Linked DNA regions of Mus musculus: region 2 is linked to region 1. The links are chromatin loops, found by intact Hi-C in ENCODE. Cell type or tissue: heart. All regions are shown on one strand. Links, peaks and the distances in the headings refer to the core of each region. The heading gives the core; the rest is flanking DNA.

Evidence for each region. Hi-C counts contacts between places; a loop is a spot of excess contacts. Peaks named below come from ENCODE experiments on the same cell type or tissue, not always from the same donor. Only the 100,000 strongest peaks of a DNase experiment are listed, where the experiment ranks them.
Region 2: it touches region 1 in a loop (2.1-fold over the local background); 5 of 42 quality-filtered maps call a loop at or near these places.

Annotation. Positions count from the first base shown.
Region 1 is chr10:43,158,528-43,167,071 of GRCm38, reverse strand. It overlaps Sobp (sine oculis binding protein), which reads left to right. Exons shown (of 7, transcript NM_175407.3): 2 at 6,228-6,366. Gm51799 (a long non-coding RNA gene) reads right to left here and starts at 2,904. Exons shown (of 3, transcript XR_003949000.1): 1 at 2,808-2,904; 2 at 2,179-2,297; 3 at 1-1,741. In heart, for the core only: a CTCF peak has its summit at 3,792 (motif pointing right); no DNase peak of the experiment used is centred there.
Region 2 is chr10:43,040,206-43,048,749 of GRCm38, reverse strand. The region is part of intron 5 of Sobp (sine oculis binding protein); the gene reads left to right. It overlaps Gm47815 (a long non-coding RNA gene), which reads right to left. Exons shown (of 3, transcript XR_003948999.1): 2 at 745-867. Among named protein-coding and RNA genes, the nearest start is that of Gm47815, 9.6 kb to the right of the region's middle. In heart, for the core only: no CTCF peak of the experiment used is centred there; DNase peaks (open chromatin) are centred at 5,199 and 5,959; H3K4me3 peaks cover 538 bases; H3K27ac peaks cover 2,289 bases.

The DNA.
Region 1 (8,544 bases), core at 2,612-5,111:
CTCATGTCAGGCGGCTCACAACTGCCCGTAACTCTTGCTCCAGAGGATCTGATGCCCTCATCTGGCCTCTAAAGGCACTGCACACATAAGTACACATACTCCCACACAGTATAAACACACACATGCACTACAGCACAAATAATAAAAGTAATCAAATAAATCTCAGGCAAACAATAGGAAAAAAATAAAGCTCTAATTTCCCCACTAAACAAAATTGTCAGCATCTTATATACTTTTGCTGTTTTCCATGTGTGATGTACAATTTTAAAAAAGCAATGGATTTTCCTTTAAAACTTATTATAGCTTTTTAAGTTACTAAAATGTATTTACCACACATATTTTAGTGGCAAAATAGTATTTTATTGTATGATTAGACTGAAATTTATTTAACAAAGTTCCAATTGTTTGACACTTAGGTTTTTTTTTTTTTTCCCTAAGAGAACAGCATTGAGATAAGAATTTCTGAACATATATCTTTTTGTACCTTTTTTCTTAGGTTAGTTGCTAATGGATACAAATAAAATTGCCAAGTCAAATGGTATTTAAATGTTTAAAGATTTTAATTCACAGTTAAATTATCTTTTCTGAAAGTTGTAGCAATTAGAGTTCTCAGAAATATGAGTGTTCTCACAAGTATTATCATTTTCTTTGAAGAAAACAGAGATAGGCCTCACTCACATAGCCCAGGCTGACCTTGAAATCCTCATGTAGCAGACTTAGGCCTTGAGTTCCCGATCCTCCTGCTTCTACCTCTGCAGAGCTGTGATTGCAGGCATGTGCCACAATGCCCAGCTTATGCAGTGCAAGGGGCCTGACTTGGGACTCTGTGCATGGTAGGTGAGTGATCAACCAACTATATCTCTAGCCCTGAGCTTTGACATTTGTATAAGACCTCTAGTTGAATGAGAAGACTGTCAAAGGAACATTATGGGAATTTAGATTCAACAAGAATATACATAGTTCATATATATATATATATATATATTAGTTTTATGTATAATAATTATATAATGTAATATATAATTATGTATATATGTACACACACATATATACATATATATACATATATATATATAAAAGAGATGTGCTGAATGATGTCTTAGTGGGTAAAGTGCTTGTTGTACAAGTCTTAAGACCTGAATTCAGATCCCCAGAACCCATATGAAAACGCAGGCGCAGCTGCATGCCTGTAACCTCAGCTCTAGAGAGCTCCAGGGACAGATAATTGGGAGACTCTTGAGGCTTTATGCATGCCAAATCTAACTGAATCAGTACTCTCCAGGGCCAGTGAGAAAATCTGAAACAAATATTGTGGAGAAGCCACTGAGGGCACTCCCACTTCCTCCTGTTCTCCATACACACGTGCACGTGCATCCACATACACATGTGCACACACAGACACAAGAGGCCTTGAGAAAGAGATGGGGGTGGCCATTAGAAGTGCAAACCACTCAGCCATGTGTGATGTCAGAAAGTGCTAGAGCGAGAAGATTCAGTTTTAAGCGTCAATTTTGCACATCCCATCTCCAATAATGCAAACTAATTAGGGGAGTCCAGGCCAATGATTTGCAAAGGTAAGCAAAATGTCCACAGAGACAGATGTAGATGTGTCCTGGCTGGAAATCACTTGACAACACCCACTCCCTGCGGTATGATTTCGTTGTAAGTTCTTGGTTGATCCAGGAGGTAAATTCTTTGGAATTGCTGGCCCCTTGCCACTGAATCTATAGTAGAATTAAGCCTGGCATAAGAATCAGAAAATTAATTGTTAACAACGTGATTACCCAAACAAGACTCACATAATGACACTACCAGTTGACCGCCAGCAAGGATGGGGGAACTCTCACAAGGCCCCGCCCATGAGTCTTCACTATGCTCGGGCAGTTAGTGTCTGCTGAGAGGAGGGAAGCGATCTTCTCCATGGAAAAGCCCTCTGATAGTATCCCATCTCAGGAGGCCATGCCCAAGAACACATAACACATGCACAATAGCAAAAGGAACCCAGTAATGTGTGTTTACACGTTTCAATATGCAACGATAATAAAGGAGAGGCAAAAACTTTGAGAGGGAGTGGGGGACACTGGAAGAATTGGACAAGGATGGATGAAGGGTGGGAATGGTGTACTAATGTATGAAAATTTCAAAAACGACTAGAGGAAAAAAAGAATGAAAAAAAACCTCTGTTTTGGTTCTGATGTTTCATGATCTGCCATGCTCTGATCTTCTGTTGTCAATTGAGGACTTCACTTCAGTTCACCAGAAGTTTATTGTGGAAACGAAACACGCATCACACAGGGCTATTGAAAGGAACACTAGATTTAAAGGATGTGGTAACACTGCTAACTGCTCTAAGACTCAGAAATTATCATTATAATTTTAGTGACCTATTTTCCAAACCCAAATTGGACCACATGGTATGAGAGAGGATTTTTGTGTCACTTCCAAAGGCAAGAAGCAGTCTGCAAAATATAATTCAGATGCCAAAATATTGCAATTTTTGGCACATTTTGATGGCTTGTGAGAACAATGATAAAGTATTTGAAATAATGATTGCTCAGTAAAATTTATGTTGTGTGAGCACCATAATTTTGAGTTTTTAAAAATTTTTTTTGCAAAAACTTGATGGTTTTTACACATAAGTAGAAGCTCTGTTATTTCATATAATTGTAAAGCTAGGAGAAACTTCTGCAGAGCTTTCATATTATGTATGTGGGTGCTTTGCATACATGTATGACTATGTACCACATGTGTGCCTGGTGCTTTTGGAAGCCAGGAGACGGCATTTGATTCCCAGGGATTGAACTTACAGATGGTTGCTAGTTGCTATGTAGATGCTGGATTTGAACTTGGGTCCTTTGGAGGAGCAACCAGAACTTTTAACCCCAGAGCCATTTCTCCAGCCCTCGAGGAACTTTTAAAGGTTTCATGCCTTAGGTCTTCAGGAAATCAAAAGAAACACTGTTTGAAGGTATGAGGCAGAAGCAGATTCCACGCCCCCTCCCCTTAGTACATCTATCTCCACTTAATACTGAGCATTGCTATTTACAGTTATTCAGAATTTTAACTCTTATCACCTTTGTCCATCCCTACTTTTAAACAAACAAACAAACAAACAATAAACAAGAAGGAACATAAGAAAGGACATAAGAAACATTCATAAGAAAGGACTTTTAAATTGAAAATTGGTTTTAAAAGAACAATATTATAAGAACTTTGAAATGCAAAGCAAGGTGTGCCTTTAATCCCAGCACTCAGTGACAAAGGCAGGCAGATCTCTGTGACTTGGAGGTTAGTCTGTCCTACATAGTGAGGTCCAGGCCAGCCAGAGCAACATGGTGAGACACTGTTTTGTTTTTGTTTTTGTTTGTTTGTTTGTTTAAAGCTGAAACAATAGTTATTGGAATTCTCTCCATGAAAAACTTGGAATCATGCCTAGGCCATAAACATTTCACAGTTTACCTCATCTGGAATGTTAGACAACAGTGGTAAAAGTCTATTTCATTTACTTCCATGTAGCAACATAACGCTGTCTAGCATATTAAACTCTGTATAGAAACTTAGGCTATTAAATGGTTTACTCCTTGAGGATATTTGACTTTCTTAACAAACTGTGGGTATGACTGAGGTTGTAGTCTATCTCTTTTTGGGTTTAGTTTTATTATGTATTTATTTGTGTGTGTGTGTGTGTGTGTGTGTGTGTGTGTGTGTGTGTCTCATTATGTGTGCAGTACCTATAGGGGCCAGAAGAGGGCATCAGATCTCCTAGATCTGGAGTTACAGACAGTTGTGAGCCACCTTGCGGGTGCTGGCAATTGAACCAAGGTCCTCTGGAAAAGCAGTCAGGGCTAACTGCTGAGCCATCTTTCTAGCCCCTACAGTCTATTTCTTATGCCTGTATATGTTCAGTTTCTCCTTTTCAATGTATTCCCCCTTCCTTAAACAGTTTGAGACTTATCACTTGATCTTCTATATGCCTGTTGTTTCTGTCCCTGCGCTCAATATATCAGAACAACATGGCACATTTATTTTCATTTGCAGTGACAAGAAAAGAAACATTTTATAGTCACTTCCCTGACATTTATAGTAACTTGAAAATCATGGAATAGATCAGATTCATATTGACTCTTCTGTGATGAGTTTCTATAAGAGAATGTGAACAAAACAATTTTTTTTTGTTTTTGTTAAAATGCCCAAATAATGTGCTTTTATTGTTAATAATCCAGTTGAGGTTTTCACTTTTTATCTGGTGTCTAGAAATTCTGCGTCTATCTCTCAGGTTGGTTCTGAAGGGGATGAATGGATTTGCAGCTGGACTAAGACAAACAAATTTATGTCCTCCGCTGGGAAGTTGACACATGAATTATGCACTGGTGGCCTTTGTGTGGCTGCAGAGCTTAGACACAGTGGGGGAAGTTGCATTTATCAAGCAGGGTACTGCGAGCCTCCTAGCCTAGACTAGGAAGGATGCACAAAACCAGATGTAGTAGCCGGGAGTCGCTATGCAGCAGATCATCTGTCTCGTTGGCACGGTTCTCTTAGAGACTGGGGCAAGCGGCAAGCCGACTGGTGCTATGTCTCGAGCCCGGCTTTTAACACTGTTGGGAATTGATTTTGACGCAAGGTAAGAATCGCCTTGTGTGCTGAGACACTGTCACTGCTGGGTTAGTGAAAGGACTGGGTGTTAGGGGACAGTGACAGCTCATTAAAGTAATCTCCTTTGGTGAATTGGAATAGCATTTAGCCCAGTCCTCCGTGGTGTCTGTCCCTGAAGTCCCTTTGCTTATTATTCATAGCAAGCATATCATCATCACGCATTCATGGAAGAATGTCTATTTAATGTGGACACGGGCAGCCATCAGAAAGAATAAATGCCTCACTAAAGTTTGATATGGCTGGCTGTTAGCCACATGGATGGTGGCACTAAATCAATCTGGCTAATTTTTTTTTTTAAATTACCAGTATATTAAACCATCACAGATTGACCCAGTTGGATCTTAGAACTTAAGTGGATACTAAACAAGCAAACAAACAAAAAGTAGCATCCTGTGGGTGGCTCGAAAGGCCAGGTTTCTTTCTGTGGTCCTATACTATCTTCTATGGAACCCCTCTGAGATCTGAAGTCATAGAATTTAAGGAAACATGGGACACATGTTGAGGGTCTCGCCACTTGGGCTTAGCTTTGGATTTTCATTTAGGTGTATAAAGTATATACCCCAGTGGGATTCAGAAATGACATCTTCAAAGGAGAATATGAGACCCTCTGAGCTACAAAGAAGTAAGGACATATGGTATTCCTAGTTTGAAAGATTTGTGGTACCCTGCCTGATAGTGTCTAAAGCACGAAGGTCAGTAGCACAAATAGGCTTTACATTTTTGTTTCTGGACCTAAAATGGATAAATTGCTAGACGCAGTTACTTGGCATATGTATTTAATCTGTCAACCACACCTACTATTTTCAAACTTTGATATCTTCAGCAACAGTGACAACCACCTTACATTCACATATTAGTTTATAGTTCATAAAGTAGTTTTCATCTTAAATCCAGCTGAGTAGTAACCTTCAACTTTGTTGGCACTTTTATGACAGAATGAATCTGTCACTAATAAAATGTATAGAACAAAGTATCCATCAAGCTAACAAATACCTTAGAAAATAGTTAAGAGGAACCCTTAAAGTCTATTCATTTTTTTTTCCGGTATGATCCTGGTTGACAGTTGATGTTTGTTTCTTTTGTTTTGTTTTGTTTTGTTTTGTTTTTTTAAGATTCTGTTTTATTGGCAGTAAGAATCATGTTAAGTAACAACACCGAATCAGAAAGTAATTCTAACTTAAATTAGTTAGAACTACAAAAAGGTCTTGTATTTTTAAAATCCTTTCTTAGGTTTTTTTTTTTTTGCATGCTTCCTTTCAATATTTTTATACTAGTGCAGAACTTACACTTTGCAGAATATATACTAAAGCAAGACTTTCTATCCATAGATGAAACTGACAAGTGCTTTTTTATTGTCCTTAAATTTCGACTGTCTGAAGGCCTGTCACGATTGGAAGAGTCAGTCTGTGATTTAAATGCATCACAACTCTTGAACATGATTGAAAAGCGAGCAATCCTCTGGGGGACGTGGGGCCGGCATGAAATGGGATACGGCTAACAGAATCTAACGTGTACATTCTTTTCAAATAGTTATTGATCACAGGACTAAGTAGTGGCTGATGCTTCTCTTTCAGAACTTTGCAGAAAACACCATGAATGAACTCCTTGGCTGGTATGGCTATGATAAAGTTGAATTAAAAGACGGTGAAGATATTGAATTCAGAAGCTACACTACGGATGGAGAAAGCCGGCAACACATTTCTGTTCTCAAAGGTAAAGATGTTTGACGGCTCTTTGCTCGTGCAAAGAGCAAGGGACCTTCTCCACCTGCCAGAACTGAATTGTTGTGGGTCTCCTTGTGTTATGAACACAACTAGTTTAAGCCCCAGCTCCTCATGCAGTGGGCGGTGACCCCATATGATATTGAATAACGAATGTGTGAGTTGTGCAAACTTTGGCAACAGTAAACAGTTTGGGAAGATACAGTGCCACCCCAGATTAGTTGCAGATCAACGTGTAATGCGTGGAAGGCATTTCTGGCAGTGTGTGTGTGTGATGGATCATACAACTTCACTGTAGTCTTAGATCTGAGCATGTAACATGAGTGCTTTGCCCTGTGTGGGTTGTTGTTCTGAACAGTGCCCACAAAGTCCTTCTGAAACACCTTAGCTTTCATTCAAGACTGTTATAAGTAACAGTGTTCTTATTATACACACAAACTTCTCTGCTCTTACAGAAGTGTAATTGCTTAATTGTGGACAGCGAAGACTTAATATTTTCTAATGTCATTCCTCAGTGTGCAAGTAGACTATCTGGCTTTTTAAAAATGTCATTTGAGAAGCTGACTTGAACTGCATGTTTTGAAAAAAAAATCAGTAAATGGATTTTTGGATTAGGATTAGGACAGAATTTCCAATAACTTATGAAATAACTTTAAACATACTCCTGCTGTTTTGTAGTGTATATTCTGCGTAGTGGCATTCTCAGGACTGACTGTAAGTCAAAATATAGATCAGCATTGAGAAATATTGATGCTATTCTACATCACACACTGTCCGATATTCAGCGGAGATCTGCTTCCCTCTGTGTAATTTTATAAGTGCACCCATCTCGATAACACACAAACAAACTTGCCTTCCTATTTAATAAGGGGCAAATATGCTTGTATAATTATAGTGGAATTGGCTTTGTAGGTAATTTGTTTGTGACGTGTCATCAGCAAGTATCTGATGTGTGCATGTACTTTATATACCTGGACCCCTAGTGTTGTGTAGACATTGCTTGGGTGAGAGGGGCTGGGAGTGGAAGGGTTTCAGGACTTCTTTAAATGTATCCCAGTTGTGCTTTCCTGTAAGCAGAGTTCCACAGAACACCAGAGCTCAACAGAAAACAAAAATAGACACCGCTCTGTCTCCTTCCAGCAATGGGAAAACCACGCCAGGGCAGAGGAGCTTAACTCTGTGCTCCTGCTGCAAGTTCAGGGAAACAGTGTTTGCTGGCTCTGAGCTCTTTGTCCATTTGATGCCCTGTCAGGCCTGGGCCTCCTGTTGCAGTGCAATGCTGGGTCTCTACGGTCGGATAGCATGAGGGGTTCGTGGTTCTCTTGGGAACCCTCCTTCCTTATGTTTGGATGGGTCCTAAAAGGAAGTCTTGTTTTCACTCTGTGTGTCAGGTTTTCCATCTCTCTCTACTCCATGCTCTCGCAGAGGGGAAGAAGAGCAGAATAAATGGTAGATGATCAGGTCAAAGTCCAGCTAGAGAGCGGAGATTGTAGAGGAAGGGCAGAGCAGAGCCCTGGTGACGCTTAGTGAACAGCAGTGCCCAGTACCTGAGTGGGGAGCCCACGTGACTCCAGAATTAGTAAACCTAAATTTGGAATGAGAGTCTGCTTATAGATACAAGAGGAGGGATGTGTGAAGGAGTTTCAGTAAAATGTGGGTACAACTGACTGTTCCTTATCACTGCCTGCTGGCTCTGTGTTTGTGTTGTGTCCAGACCTCTCGGCACAATACCTGTTCAAACATTTCATTTCCAGTCTTTAAGAGAGAGCTTTTTCTTCTTATGTGCCAGGCAATGAAATGTAAATGAGCCGTCCTGCAGGCTCGTGGAGTTAAATGTACATGACAAATTTTATGTTAAGCTTGCTATGAAATTGTACACATCACACTATGAAGATAGTATCATCAATTTCACTGTAAATGAAAAATGCAAGTCCTGAGCTTATAGTGTATGAACTAATAGCCTTAGTAATACTTCTCCTGGGTGATATGCCTTGCCTCTGGGGAACATGCAAAGAGTCCCGTGCTTCTCTCATGGTTGAGATTGTGTGTGTGTGTGTGTGTGCATGTATGATAAAAGGATTTCCACTTTTTTCATTTTTAACAATATTAATATTGTTACCAATCATTAATAAATATTATTAATATTAAATTACCAATACCCAGTGCAACA
Region 2 (8,544 bases), core at 3,872-6,371, 120 kb after region 1:
GAGCCATCTTTCCTCAGACACCCACGATTCTTTCCCAGCCCTTCAGACACATACATGTACATATGACAGTATAATTATCACAGTCAAGAGGTTGTCTTACAGAAAGTCCAGAAAAAAAAGCAGGCTGGAGCAATGACAGGCTATGCAGGGGACTTGTCTCAGCTTCAGCCCCCTTTGTCACGGTGTCTGTGTGTCTCGTGTATGGATTTTAAGTCTTTAATTTCAACCCATAAGGTGAGGCAGCCAGTGGGAAGCTAAATCCTAAACTGTATGCTGCGTGTATGGGTCCTGCCCTCTAATGCTAAGAACTTCAGAGTCTTTTATCTCTCAGAGCTTATGAGACAGGGAGGAAGCCCCTGCACAGGCCCCACCTCCCCTGCCCCACAGTCTGGCTTTCTACCTACAGATCCAGGGGAGGCAAGACTTGGGTTTTTATATTCTGGAGAGAATGTCCAATTGTCCACAAAGAAGGGGGACCAGAGAGAAAGTATGCGAAGAAGCACCTGACCTTTGGTTCAGTCCCAGGTCGTGTACTGAAGGCTATTATTGATATGGCACCTGGTTTAAAGGTTCTTTCTGATGTCACTGGAAATCACCAGCAACTCTTCCCTGCCCGCCTCGCCTCCCTCCCACTGTGGAACAAACATTGTCAGAGATGTGTCCTGATTCTTTTCAGGCAATCAGGGACAATTGGTTGCACAACAGGAAATGGTCAATAACTTAAAGGATCATGTGTATGGCCACCTGGAATTCCTGGGACAGGCCCAACACCACACACTCTGCTCTGTTATCATTCGTTCCTGGGAACACGGGTGCTCCTCCAGCTGGCCCTTCATGCTTTGCTGCTGATGTCAAACCTTGGCACTGCTGCAGAAAAAAAAATTAAGTTAATGAATATAATTTTTTCCATTTAAGAGTCCCCTCTCCCACTTTTTCTTACACAGTTGGCATCTGGCACCTATTGTAGAAAGCATGTGCTTATAAAACCAAACAAGCAATAGAGGAAAACAAGCGCTGCTAAACACAGTGCTGCCCGATTTGTGGTTCATCAGATCTCTGTGTAAAGGAAGTCGGTGCAAGGCCTGGGGTCTTCTGGGTGCTGTGTGTCTGAGGCCATCAATACCTCTTGACGTTTTTAGTTTGATGATAGAATTCCCCATATCAGCACTCCGAGGTTCTCTAGGGAGCGTCTCTTGATTGAATATGAGACTCCTACAGCCTCTGAAGCAATGGACCTCTTTATAGGGATGGCTATGGAGAGGGGTGCACTGGTTTGCAGTCATAAGTACGCTGTGATTTGTGAGGTGCCAGAGTGGAAGGGATGGGTCTCCCACTCCTGAAATTTCATCCCGAGAGGTTATTTCCTGTTTTTCATTGCTAAGGATTGATAGTTTGCTTTTTATTGGCCCTGGACCAGTAGGGCCCTAGAGGAAAGATGAATAACCAAAAGGAAGACAGGGCAGGCAGTTAAGGCAAGGGTGAGGCTGGCATCTTATGTCGTCTTCATCAAGACAACATTCAGCAGTGGGGTCATCACGTCCTTGACGCCCAGGGGAACAAAATACTAATCGTGGCTTGGTAGGAATTAGTGTCCATTCTTCTCTTGTGGTGACAATGGACCAGAGTCCCATGCAGAGGAAAATGAAGGTGTTAGTTGTATAGTTCATGTGGAAGTGGAGTTTTGGTCCTTTCTTGGGAAGATGTCATATCTCTTGATATGACACCTGATATCACATCTGCCCTAGCTGTGTATTAAAATGTCATTTTTTCCTCTGAAAAATGTTTAAGAAACATCTTTAGGAAGAAATACTTCAGGGGACTAACAAAGGAGAGTATCCACAACAGACATTTTTTGAAGTTAAGTTAAAGTTTTTAAGCTATATATTCTTTACTTGTGTGCATGTGTAAGTATTTGTGCATTGTGTGTGTGCATGTGTGAGTGCATGTGTGTGTGCATGTGTATGTATTTGTGCATTGTGTGTGTGTGTGTGTGTGTGTGCGCGCGCGCGCGTGCACGCATGTACATGCCATGGCATGAAGGCGTCAGAGGACCAATTGTAGGCATTGGTTCTCTCTTTTTACCATGTTGGTTCAGGAAATGACATCAGATCCCCATCTTTGCCCATTGAGCTATCTCAGGAGCCCACTTCTGACTCTGGAATCTAGAGCCAGGACCATACACAGTATGTGGTAATCCGGTGACTTGCTTTAGCAATGGGCATCTTTCTGGAGTTTGTTCTCCAGGATTTTCTTTGCGTACCATCTTTGGGAGTACAGATAGGACAAACCCTATGTCACAGCAGAAGTCGCAGTGGTGTCAAAGAGAGTTTCCAAGGAAGAAGAAAACCATGTGGGCTTGGAGAGGAGCAGTGAGTGAGTCTGTTAGACTTGCTGTCAGGATGCCCATTAGCCCATTCACCACTACTGAAAACAAACCCTTGGGAGTATACATTACCCAGCAGTCCCTTCTCCCCAAAAGTCACATAGGAACTGCTTCTAGATGCTCTGACAAATACCTGTCAAAGTCACCTTAAGAAAGGCAGGGTTTATTCCAGGCTCACAATTTAAAGGTTCAATCTATGGTCAGGGGCAGGAGGGGGGCATGTAATGGTGGAAGGAGGCTCCATAGTAACAGGAATGTACCTAGGAAGATTTACCCTCCCACATCTTGGTGAAATAGGAAGCAAGTAGTAGACAGGAAGTGCATCAGGCTGTGAATGTCAAGGCCAGACCCCAGGGTTGGCTCCATTTTCTCTAGGAAGGTCCCATCTCCTCAAGATTCCATAAGCTTCCAAAACCATCAGCTGGGTAACCTGTGAGGGACGTTTTACATTTGAGCCACGACTCTTCAGTCTTCTGCTGGGATATAGGACTGTAAATGTAATAGCTGTCTTTTGATTTTGTGCTTTCTCTGGAATCTAAAGCCTTGTAAACACTATGTGGTGCTCAGTGACTCACTCTAATAGTGGACATTTTTCTTGATTATGTTTCCTAAGATTCTCTAGTAAGGTCCGATGTGTCTCTCACAGAACTGCAATTTCAGTAGGTTTTTGATTATATAATCTCAAGTTAAAAATCAAGCATACCCTCATATGTTTTTATTTATAAGCTTAAACATGTACAACTGTACTGATATGTTCATATGTGCATTATGAATTCCCCCAAACACATGATTGATAAGAACTGCAAATTGGCATTCCAATACTCTTATCTTAAAGTAGCCATCTTTGCTACTTTGTGTACCATAGTCCATCTTCAAAACTCCCTCCATTAAGGTCTGTACTAGCTGTTAAACAAGGTTACCTTTTATATTGCCAGCCCTTATAAATCAGGGAAGTCTGATGGTCTTGGCATAGGTGTCCTCGGAAGGAAGGAAGGAAACAGAGGTTCTCAGGAGACCTATAGCTAGAGGAAGCTGAGCATGACCTCACATCATCACTGGCCGCAGGGAAGGACTAAACCAGATCAGAAGCATTAAGGACGACTGGGCAGTGGGTCAAGACCTTGAAGAGTTACTATATCAGCTTTCCATTACTAGAACCAAACACCTGACATAGTCGCTTTAAAGAGAAAGAGGGTTTGTTTTGCCTTAAAGTGTAGGAGGTTCTAGTCCACAGTCAAATGGCTCCATGCTCTGGGCTATGCTGGAGCAATAATGGTTCACATTTCTCCAGGAACCAGAAAGGACTAGAAGAGGGAGAGACAGGGTCACACTGTCCCCTTTAAAGGCTTCCCAGTGACCTCAGAGTCTCTCATAGGGTCCTAGCTCCTAAGGTTTCACCATCTCCCAGTAGCAGCACCCTGGCAATTTCCCTGAATGATGGACATTTGGGAGACGCTCCTACAAGCCATAGCTGACACATGATGGGTCTCAGCTGTCATGTTGCACTTTTAACTCATTTCCAGCCCCATCTTAGTTCTGCATGGAACCCCAAGCCTCACTCTAAGTACAAAATGTCCAGTTACCATAAAGCCAAGCTGGGATCCAAACGGCTCACCATATTCATAGTCACCTCTTTTCAGTCACATCCCCTCTCCCAAATGGAGATGGCTGTTACAGTCACAAAGCTTTTGAGCTCCATGGGAACCAATGATAACACTTGAGCAAAGCTACTCCATCAGACTCTTGTCCAGCTGTCAGGTATTAGGGGCAAGATGGTCACTCCTCACGGCAGAGGAGTGGAGCTATCCCGGGGCTCTCTGACTGGGACAGTCCACACGGGTCTGCAGAGCTGGACTCTTGTTCTTTTCTGGAACCCCCTCTGGAGTGTCTTCTGTAAGAGGAATCTTTGCTGGATCCTGCAGTGGAGGATACTTGGGAGGGAACTGGCCCCCAGAGATATCAGGGAGTGTGTGGAGGGGAGGCAGGACTAAAAAAATGCAGTCTTAAATCTGTGAGCTTGTGCATGGCTTCTCAGAAGGCTTTAGCAGATTTCATAGGGTTACAATGTAACATCCCAGGGTCTCTCACCTGCCACTGAGTAGCTGAGTCAGAGACCTGAAGTGGAGGGCAGAAGGGCTCACTGAGTGCTTTCTGACAATGTTACAGAGGGCTGAGAATATCTAAAGGCCCACATGTTTATTTATTTATTTTATTTTATTTTATTTTTCGAGACAGGGTTTTTCTGTGTAGCCCTGGCTGTCCTGGAACTCACTCTGCTAAAGGCCCAAATCTTGTTCCAAACACCATCTTCTGACTGGTTCCGCCATAGTGTTCCCCCCACCCCCATACATGCATGTGCATGTACACACACACACACACACACACACACACACACACACACACACAAACACACACACACTAGGCTGGAGAGAGAATTAATAAAAAGCAATTTTGAATACTTGCCTTGAAAGGAATTAACCATTTGTCCCCCTGGAAGCTTTTAAATGAATTCATTATTACTTAGGTTCCCATTGGTAGACTGTGATTCCAGACCGCTGGTGGGAGCAGCTGTGTGCTTGGAATCACTACATGGAGGGTCCCAGAAGCCTGCCCTCCCTGTTTGCTTCTCGGCCTGCCCAGGCTGTGCTGTCAGCCTTCTGGCTTTACTTCTGAAGGTCAAACGGCTCTGCCTCCTGCTGCTGCCCACCTCCCTCTGTTCTAAAGACTTCTGAAGCAAGGCAGGGGGAATAATGGGGAACACCCGTGAGGCCTTTGTTAAAACATCTGAGCCTGGGATGTTTATTGGCCATTCATTTCCCAGGGAAGGGGAGAGGGAGAGGATCCTGGCAGAGCCAAAGAACAGCAATCTTCAGGGAAGAAAGGAAAAGGCCAGCAATGGCAACAGAAACTTCCTGCAGATGTGGAGCTTGAAGAAATCCAGAGAGCAAGGCTATTTTTAGTAAGAGTAAGAGTGCAAACCATGATAGACGCCACAGGCTGCTGTCACTAACATTTGGCTATAAGCAACATTTTCATATTTAAACATGACAGCCCAGCAAGTCGTGGAGGAAGGAAAAAAAACAAAAAAACCACAGTGCTGTCTGCTGGCTGAATAAAAATGATGGCCTTCTCTAGGCCCAGGGGAAGGAGCAGCAGCTCCATGAGATGGTCAGCCAGCCAGCACTGTGTTCACCTGTATCATCATGAATATTTATACGTCAGCCGCTGAGGTCAGGATGCTGAGCTGCGGTGGTGAGTGGAAAAGCTGTGCCGTGTTCCCTCTGCAGGAAACTCAGCTTGTTCAGCCCACTCTGCTCAATTAAGCGTGCACGCATAGAAATACAACACTCAAGTAAGCATGAATAAAAATATATTAAATTTGAAGAAGTTAAGTAATACCATTGGGAAAGCCAGTGAACTTGAGGTGAACCCAAGTTACATCAAAAAAGAGGATCCCCGAAACATGAGATCTGGAGCAGTTTGGCAGACCCTGGATGAAACATCTGCCTTATGTCCTCTGGGCTGTGCACAGGTGTCTCACAAGCCACTGTCTAGAGGCTTGGCACACACATCCTCTTGAAACTTTATGTATCGAGCATGACTTCAAGTCCTGGTAAAAATTAACACTGGTAATGTGGGTTTGGAGTGGGCTGGGGACACTGAGGACAAGGCCTGAGTGACAAGCCTCTCCACTCCCCCATTGCCCGTTCTGAGTGGAATCTGCTTCTGTCCTGCTCTGGTAGTTTAGTGGTCAGTTACTAGTGCTCCTGATATCTAGCAGAGTGGCTTAGAACTGAGCGAGCCACAAAAGGGAGACACACAGGGTCGGGCCAGCAGCCTCTGGTTGGCACAGATGCAAAATGACAGATAGGGCTGGTTTTTTTTTTTTTTTTTTTTAATTTCCAGCCTGTGTTAACATTGGTCCACAGGCACAAAAGCTTGGACTTTTCCAGACAGCCAGCAAAACAGAGAGAGAGGGAGAGACAGAGAGAGAGAGAGAGAGGGAGGGAGGGAGGGAGGGAGGGAGGGAAGGAGAGAGAGAGAGAGAGAGAGAGAGAGAGAGAGAGCGCAGAGAGGGTTTGTCTAGCCTCCCTCTTTTTTTGAGTAAAGAGCAAGAAATTAAAATGTCAGCTCCAGAGTCACCAGCGTTGTGGGCCCATCCATATTTAGGAGACAGGGCTAGGAGACTTGGAGGTAGGGCTAGGGGATTTGGGGTTAAGTATGCTAAATGTATGTGGCGTAGTATTTGCCATTTTAAGCATGCAGTCTGATGGCATCTCAGTATAGTGGGACCATCGTCAGTCTCTGTTGCCAAAATTCTGTCATCACCCTAAACAATCAGTAAGCAAAACCACATTTCTCCCCAAGCCTTCAGCCCCTGATAACTTCTGTTTACTCTAGGAAGTTGCCTGAGTCTTCAAGATATTTCATACAAGTGAGATCATGTGTACTCCTCTGTACTTAGTTCACACTGGTATATTTTCAACATTCAACTATATTATGGCACAAACGAGCATTCTGGCCCTTTTTATGACTGAATAATATTCACTGAATGGACATACCACATCTTCCCTGTTAGCTACTGATGGACACTTGGGTTGTTTCCACCTTTTGGCTATTCCAAGCAGGGGTTAATCACACACTGCAGGCAGAGAGCAGCATTCTGCAGTGTAACATGCTCTCTAGGGGACTGGGGCATACTCTGTCATGGAGGGCCTTGGCCCAGAGCTGTACTCTATGCTGCTGTGGCTCCTCTGTCCCAGCTAGGGTCAGGGTTAGGGCCACTTGTATACAATGTGGTTACTGGAAGCAACCGTTGCAATTTCTAGGAGGTTCTCAGAGAATCTGCAGGGGGAAAAAGCCTCTCAGAATAGGAGAGACCTAACTTCGAGGTCTTATTTAGACTTTATTTCAAGAGTGGTGCCTCAAAATATCCCATGGTGATAGCATAAAGATACTGATTAGAGAATACATAATCCTAGGAGGGAGGCAGGTGGATCTCAGTGAGTTTGAGGCCAGCCTGGTCTACCTTACATAGTGAGTTCGCGGCTAGCCAGGGCTACATAGTGAGTCCCTGCCTCAAAACAAAAACAAAACAAAAAAAAGTCCTAATCTGATTGTTTTGACCAGGCTTGCCGGACCCAAGCTCTGACTCCCACAGGACTCTTATCTAGAGAGCCAGGACTAATTCCTCAGAACTGTAGAGGTCCTGGGGATTAAAAAACATATTTTCTAGAAGTTTTGAACATATGGCTAAAATAGATGACTGATGCTTTTAAATGTCTAAGATGAATTAGCTTCTTTTAAGTCAGTGGTTCTCAACCTTCCTAATGCTGCGACCCTTTAATACAGATCCTGTATTAAAGTGTTGTGACCCCCAACCATAAAATTATTTTTGTTACTACTTTATGACTATATTTTTGTTATTGTTATGAACTGTAATGTAAACATCTGTGTTTTCCAATGGACTTAGACAGCCCTGTGAGAAGGTCATTCAAACCCCCAAAGAGGTTGTAACCCACAGGTTGAGAACCACTCACTGTTTTAAGTAACTCCCTCTGTTTGGGCAGATTAAATAACTTTTCTGGAGGAAATGACAAAGATTAGAATCTAAATTCAAATATAAGTTGCTGAGTAAGTCAGTTCATAGGGGGGCGTGCTGGGGGCTTAAAATATTGCTTCTTTGGGGTATCTGAAGGTTTAATCTGGGACTCCTGAAAATGTAATAATTTAATAGTTTAATAATTTTCTAGTGCAGAGGATCAAACCCAGAGCTTTGTGAATGCTACTGAGCGTCATCCCAAGCTAAAGACCTGTTTAAAGGCAGACTCACACTGAGAAGGAGGAAAGCGAAGGCTCTCAGTGACCACAATCAGCCCGCAGACTCTCCTGCAGACTCAGCTTCTGTGAGCCCTGAGATGCAGGGTCAGAGGTTGTTGTGTTGCATTGTCTCACCTCATGTTAAGTGTGGAAGAGAGGCATGAGTGTCCCAGACCATACTTGGTCTTATGTTGTGATGCCTTAAGATGTAGAAGCCTCTGCAGATGCTCCTACCCCAGGATAAAAATCACAAGGAAGCATACACCTATTTTAGGTCTATGGAGGAGGAGATGCCCCTGGAGGTTGGGGTGGAGAACAGGCTGTGAGTTGGGGTTTCAGGA